Linked DNA regions of Mus musculus: region 2 is linked to region 1. Evidence: chromatin contacts called from ENCODE Hi-C or POLR2A ChIA-PET data. All regions are on one chromosome and are shown on one strand. The core of a region is the stretch at or near the end of the contact, and the rest is flanking DNA. Distances in the headings are between cores, read along the strand shown.

Region 1 (3,278 bases), core at 734-3,233:
GAGGCAGAGGCAGACACAATTTGTACATCTGAAGCAAGCTAGAGGTGCTACATAATGAGACTCTGAATAAAAATAAAAATTAAAAAAAAAAGCCTGACTGCGTGACCTTAATAGATGACAAAGTTGTTGACCATGAACTTTGTAGATGAAGTTGTGTCAGATCAACAGGTTGAACACATCTTCCAGTTACGATCACTATGCCTGAACTATGGACACTTTGCAAATCATTTAAATAACTACCCTGTATATTTATACTCAGTCAGTCCAACTCTTAATCCAATTCCTGCTAGGCTTTTGCCTATAAATAAACAGGGCCTTGGTTTATAGCCCAGGCTCACCTCAAACTTACTGTGTAGCAAGGTTGACCTCTCTCAACATATGATAGTCCTTAGCTTCCGGGGAGCTAGGATTATAGCTGTGTGCCACCATATTCAGCAAGACTTATGTCCTAACTGGAAAGTCATTGAAAATTTGTACCTGTCACATGCACACACTATGATATAAAGTTAAGAGGAAAGAGCATACAAAAAAAACATATATAAAGTCGGGGCAAAGGAGATGGCTCAATTGGCAAAGTGTCTGTCACACAAGCATGAGGAACTGCATATGAGGACCCACACAGCACTGGGGTAGGGAAAGTGCGGAGACAGGAAGACTTCTCAGTTCAGTGAGGAGACCTATACCCAACATCAACCACTGGACTCCACATGCATACGGATGTGCACACAAACGTGTACATACACCACATAAACAAGTTCACACACACACCCAAAATTTATAGAGAAATGGGGATGGCGTATGGGTAAAGCACTTATCTTACATAGAAGAGGATCTATAATTGATGCCACGGGTTTTATCCAAGGCATCAATCAAAAGGAAAAGTTAAGGAGTCAAGGCAAATGAGTGGTATTGATGTTCTACATCAATCTATAATAAAATTCTGCTCTATGTTACAGAGTTTGGAGTCCACTAGCAGGGTAATTTTACAGTCCCGGTAGTAATGTAAATCTTTTGCCATCATTCTAGGAGGGAGGAAACACAGGTCTTACGTATTCAGACAGAAACGTTTATACAGTTTTAGGTTTTCATACTGATCAGGGAGAAAATAAACCAAGGTGGTCGAAATGTCTAAGTGCTATTTACAAGCTGCGTTTAGCGTTTTTGATCCACTGTTTCTCAAAAATCATCACTTTGCAAAAGTCAAGTGGATAACTGAAGTCGTTCATGCCCAAACTGTCCCTTACTCGGACCCATGATTCTAATGGGAAATGCACTGCTGGTATGATCAAGCAAAAAAATCGAGAAAACCCGGACTCCATGTTACTCGAGAGTCAAGCTACAACCTCACAATCATCTTAGCGCTACAAGACAGCTATGCACCATGCCCTGAGGCTGCATTAGAGCCTGAGAGGACGACAAAAGGCACTAACTAGAGGAGACAGCTTCTCTTTTGTTCCTTGTTTCTGCTTTTTAAGATGCATGAAGAGCATCCACCCTTCGGCCGTCGGGAGTGCAAGACACGCCTGACAAGTGCTGGACACACCAGACAGCGGGGTGAGGACAGGGTCGGGTGTAGGTTTGGGGTTCCGGGACTCGTCCTCTCTAGAAACCGCCCGCCTTCCAGCCTGGCCCCGGGCAGACCGCCAGTGCGCACGCCGGGTGCGGCGGAAGGTCGCGGCCGGCCCAGGGCGGCGACTCCCGCCCTCAGGCGACCAACAGGGTCCGGGCAGCGGAGTCTCCCCTGCCTCGCCTCGCCCTAGGTCGGCGCCCCTCAGCTCCTCCTCCGTGGCCTCGGCCGGCTCCTCAGGCCCGCCGGCCATCCGCCCACCCGGCCCGCGGCAGCGGTCGCCTCACCTACAACCCGAGGGTGGGCCCGTCCCGCTCCACCAAGGCAACGCTGAAGGTCTTCTCGAACCAACGCCGTCTGCGCCTGCGCGACCTCGCTCCCCCGCCGCGCCTGTGCGCCTGCGCGCCCGTCGTCCCCCAGCGCGAGTGCGCGCGGCGCGGCGCCGCGCCTCAGACCAGACGTGCAAGGGGCCCCGCGGCGGGCGCCTAGGCCAACTGTCCGGCTGCGCGTGCGCGGGCGAGTGCGCGGGCGCAGTGGGGGCCCTGCTGGCGGGTGACCGGCGCGGGGTGGTGTGGAAATGGCCGAAAGGCCTTTGAGGACCTTTGCTGGGCCGGGAGGCGCGGCTCTCGCGAGAATGTGCCAAAGCCGTAGCTACTGTCCCCTGAAGGGGCGCGGGCGGGCAGGGCGCCAGCAGAGACCCAGGGCGGGCTCTGCGGACGCGAGCTGCCAGCCAGAGTGTCGCTCCCAGACCCTGCCACCCTCTCTATGGTGGATGACTTGCAGGTCTTTATGGGAACTTCGTCCCAGGTCAACTGTAATTTTAAAATGTGAGTCTTCTCAGTTGGAACGATGAGAGAAAACCCAGGCCCTAGAGGTTAGGCGACTGCGGGCTTCTAGAGCATGCAAGTTAATTCAAGAGAGAGAGAGGATGGAGAGAGAGCTCTTCTTAGAAGAGAAATCAATGTCGCAGGAATTGTGCAAGGAACACACCACTGCTTTAGAGCCACCTTAGTGACAACCGATTCCCCAGCAAACGGTTAAGGAGATCCCGATGGTTCCCAGGACTCACTCACTCCGCGGATTATTTACTGAAGAGGAAAGGACCTTCACAGCCAGAAAATCGCCTTCACCAAGTGACTAAAGCTAACTTCAGGTGCCCTGTCATTCACAGAAAGGGACACAAGTCGATATTCTTATATTCTTGGTTGTGAACCTAGCCTTTAACGGCTGAGCCATCTCTCCAGCCCACGAGTCAGTATTCTTAACAAAGCATGTAATTTGTCTATGGGCGAGAAAGCAAATCCAAATTAAGGGACGTTCTGCGAAGCAACTGCTCAATCTTCAATGTCATGAAAGATGAAGAAAAGGGTTTAAGAACAAAAAGATGTAATGCTAAAGTGTTTTTGTGAGTCTCAGTTGGACTGTGGATAAAACAAAAGGGCTATTGAACACAACCAAGCAACTGAGGAGATTTGAGTAAACTACACTAGTACACTAGTACTAGAGCAACGTAGAATCTGAGGGTACTGTGCCTTGGTTATGTACAAATGGCCTTTTTGGAAATATTTGTTGATGTTTCTACCGCTAACTCTTTTTATTGAAAATAATTTTTCATACACTATATCCCGGTCATGTTTCCCCACCCCCAGCTCCTCCCAGATTCCCCCAACCACCTGACTCCATGCCTTCTTTATTTCTCTCTTTAGAATAC
Region 2 (3,681 bases), core at 394-2,893, 160 kb after region 1:
GTCTATGAGCCTTGGGCCTTAATAGGGTCTAATTTCAGGGCAGGACCAGCCATGGCATGCATGAGGAGTCCCTACATCCCAGCAGTGTATTCCCAATAATGCCATCTGGATATTTACCTCATTTGTCCTTAAAAGCTGATCCCCTTTTAAAGGAGATGCTTTTAGTCTGTACACAGAGCACCTGCCTCCTGGTTAATAGCTGTGTTGTCAGCTTCTTGCCCACTTCTCTTTCCTTGGGCTATCCTGGGAATCACATCACTTCTTAATTAGTTTTCTCATCATGGTTTTTGTCCTGATACCTCGTCAGCTGTCCACTTCCATTGCCCCCAACAAAGGGATCATTAAGCCAACTCTCTGCCCCCACAGGTGACACACACTACAGAGAGGACCCCCATTGCAGAAGCTAGCCTTAGGAACTCTTTCTTCAGCACTTCATTTTCTTATCCATCTGCCCCCAAGTTATTGTACTTGGAGCCCTTTGGAGCAAAGGGCTCCTAGGCAAGTTTCCCAGGATGTGATATCATTAAGATTTATTTTCACTCCCCCCACCCCACCCCCCTGCAATCCTTTGACTAAAATCAAAGTTCCCATTGTTATGGTATCAGCTTCCCATTTGTATTTCTGGCTCTTCAGTCTTGCTTCCCACCCCCCCCCACCCCCACCCCCCGGAGTCTGACAGGGGAAACAGACTCACAGGTGGTAGAAACACAAAAGCTGGGGTTTCGGAGGATGTGTGTGTGTGTGTGTGTGTGTGTGTGTGTGTGTGTGTGTGTTTATGGAGGGGAGTGTGCATTTAGCAAAACTCAGGGCACCTGTGATTACTGAGAAACCCTCCTCTCAGCTCCACGCCAGCCGAGATTGACAGAGGCCACTCGCCCACCCCTCTGATGTGCAAGCAGCTGCAGATGAAGACTAAACTGGAATTTTGGGTGACCTGGTGCCCCGAGACTGCCGAGGCTTTGGTAGGTTGTGAAAGGGTCATCAGAATAGTAGTTTTCAGGAGCTTTTATTGTCTGCCTCCGGGGTGTGGGGCTTAGAAGAAGGATGGCTTAGGATAGAATTTCAGGGTGCTGAGGCTGAGAGACCTGCCCATTTCCCCACTTTTCTCAATTCTCTGAGAGATCTCTGCTGAGATGCCGCAGAGAAGCACCTCAGTCTAGGAGAGCAGGTCAGAGGTAGGGAGCGCACCAAAAGTCATGTGCGTTCTATCTCCAGTCACACCCAACCCAGCTTATCATCATCTGCCCGGCCAATTAATTGCCCACGTGTCCTGAGGGGTAGTTGCTTCAAATTCCAGAAGACCTCTCCCCCATCCCCAACTGGGCGGGGCTGTTTAGAACTATAAACTCATGGGTCAAGACAGGAGCTTAGAGCAGCAGATCCTTACAGTTCCTTTTAGGCCTTTGAGACCGGGGTTTTAAAACAGGATGAGTCTTAAGTCCCCTCCAACTCTGAAAATTCCTGTGATTCGATGACATCAGTACGGTGAATAATCAAACTGGCGGCAAGCCAAGACTGGCTGTGCTCCTCCGCGCGCACTTCCTCCCCCTCCTTAGAGACACCGGCTGCTCCATTGGCTCCTCAGTCCACCCACCAGCAGAGGAGAAACCCCGCCCACACCTCTGGCCCCACCCCTTCTTCATCCTTCAAATTGGCTGGAGCTGTTCAGGGAGACAGAGCCTGCAGGAACTCAAGAGCTCAGCGTCAAGGAGAGGCCCCTGCAAGAGTGGGAAAGAAGCAAGCACTCTCGGTAAGTTAATTTCTGCCGGTATCTAACAGCTGACTCTTCTTCTGTCCCTTTAAAGTCTTTGGGGGCAAACTGAGCCAGTGAAGGGATGCTTAATGGAAGCACAGACAGAGGACCAGCCAGCATCATCCAGGGTTCTTTGCAATGACCCTGGGTAAGCTGAGGTGAGAGGGAGAGAATGGGAGAGAGGTGTCTCTTGCAGAAGTTTTGCTTGCACAGGGGAGAAAGCAAACAGAATGACTCCGGTTCTTTCAACAGACAATGGGAGCAGCACTAACGGGCAGTAACTAGATTCAGCTGCCTTCCTGAGCTGAGAAGCCAGAGTTGTATGGCTACCTTCTGACCAAGGAACACACTAAAAAACAGGCTGGGCATCAAGGAGGGGGCATTTTGCCTGGGCAGCATGATTAACTAGGCTGGCAGAGAGAAGCTGAGATTTTTAGGAACCTCTCATTACTAGTGGGAGTCAGGATGCAAAACCTCTCGTCTCTCGGGAGTTCATCGCATCCTCTCTTCCGTTCTTCCAGTCAATCTCACCCTTGGACATCAAGCACAGATGTGTTTGCTTTTTCATGCTGCAGCTGGAAGAGTCTAAAGGCTCTCTGGATTCCTTCAGGACCTTTGTTTTCTTAACCTCACAGAAACAGCGGGAGGATGGATGGAGTGGGGGGAGGGAGAGATGGTGTGGGCGTGGGAGGAAAGTATGCAGCGCTCCAAGATAACTAAGGACGAAGCTTCAGTGCAAAGAAAAGCAGTAGCAATGCTTTAATTTGATGGCCAGCTTAGAATGATGCCGTGGTCTTCCGCAGCTGATAATGGGGCAGGGGCATATACAAAAAACGTGTGTCTGTTGTGGTGGTGGATATTTAACAATCCTGCGAGCGCGTCACAAATACAACTGGAGTACACTTACAGAAAAATACAGCTAGGGATTTTCACTGAGATCCAGACGTGGCCTGTCCAGAACAAATCTATGCAGGTCAGTGGAAGGTAGAGTGGGCACAGCCAGTGAGGGTTAAATAATATTCAGCCCCAGACCAGATACTGGAAACACTATAATGTAAACAGTCCCTCTGACCATCCTGTTCAATCCACCTAAAGTGTTTTTAGGAGAGCCAGCCTGTATCCTGGCAGGGGCAGTACTAGCTGCACCCCCCCACCCCGGACCAACTGGATTAGGACGGAGTTTCCAGGACACCCCCAGATTATTTGGAAAGTCTCCTGTGAGTTCTACAGCAGCTGGCCTGCTCTCTCCCAGACCCAGGATGCTTGATGCAGCCGGGAGGAGCAGAGGAACATCTATATTTCCGCTAAGGCTTTGGGGACTGAAGCTGCACACATCAAGACTGCTCACTGAGCAGGGTGCTCGGCCAAAGCCAGAGAGTGACTCAGAGTTGCCTGCCAGGCTCGTGGACTGGAAAGACTGGTGTGAGGGTTGTAAGGTGAAAACACATGTGCTCGTCCTCCATCTAATGGTGGAGGCTGCAAACACGGCTTATCAGCCACAGTTAATAGACTTAACGCCATTCACAGTGTAAAGTTCACACACATCCCGAGACACCAGGTCTCTGTGAGTGGGAGCCTTTGGTGGTCTGAGCTGAAACAGTGCAATCTGAGTTCTGGCAGCTGTGCATCTATTGTCTCAGAATAGCTTTTTTTGTTTCTTTTTTTTTTTTCTCTTGGGTGTCAGAAAATGCTGCAGGAAGCAACTAAATGCAGAAACCAAGAACTGAAGGCCAGCTTTGAGCTGGCCATGGGATAGGTCTCACTTCAAACCCAGTCGGGTGCTGACGACCCAGATTTCTAGAGGACGGAGCTGGAGTTGGGGCTGCAGCTTAGTTGGCAGAGTGTTCACGTGGAATGCAGAGAGTCTTTAGGCCTGATTCCCAGCACCAGGTAAACTTGGTGTTACAGTGAACACTTGTAATCCCTAG

What was found. Hi-C counts contacts between places; a loop is a spot of excess contacts on that map. ChIA-PET counts read pairs that join two places held with the same protein, here RNA polymerase II (POLR2A).
Region 2: a map of heart shows a loop between it and region 1 (2.0-fold over the local background). The contact joins the promoter of Plat here to the promoter of Vdac3 in region 1. A Hi-C loop is called at or near these places in 1 of 37 maps with a recorded cell type or tissue (heart). POLR2A ChIA-PET finds 5 or more read pairs at or near these places in 1 of 5 experiments (Patski).

Annotation. Positions count from the first base shown.
Region 1 is chr8:22,591,830-22,595,107 of GRCm38, forward strand. Vdac3 (voltage-dependent anion channel 3) reads right to left here and starts at 1,984. Exons shown (of 9, transcript NM_011696.2): 1 at 1,855-1,984.
Region 2 is chr8:22,756,079-22,759,759 of GRCm38, forward strand. Plat (plasminogen activator, tissue) reads left to right here and starts at 1,644. Exons shown (of 14, transcript NM_008872.3): 1 at 1,644-1,750.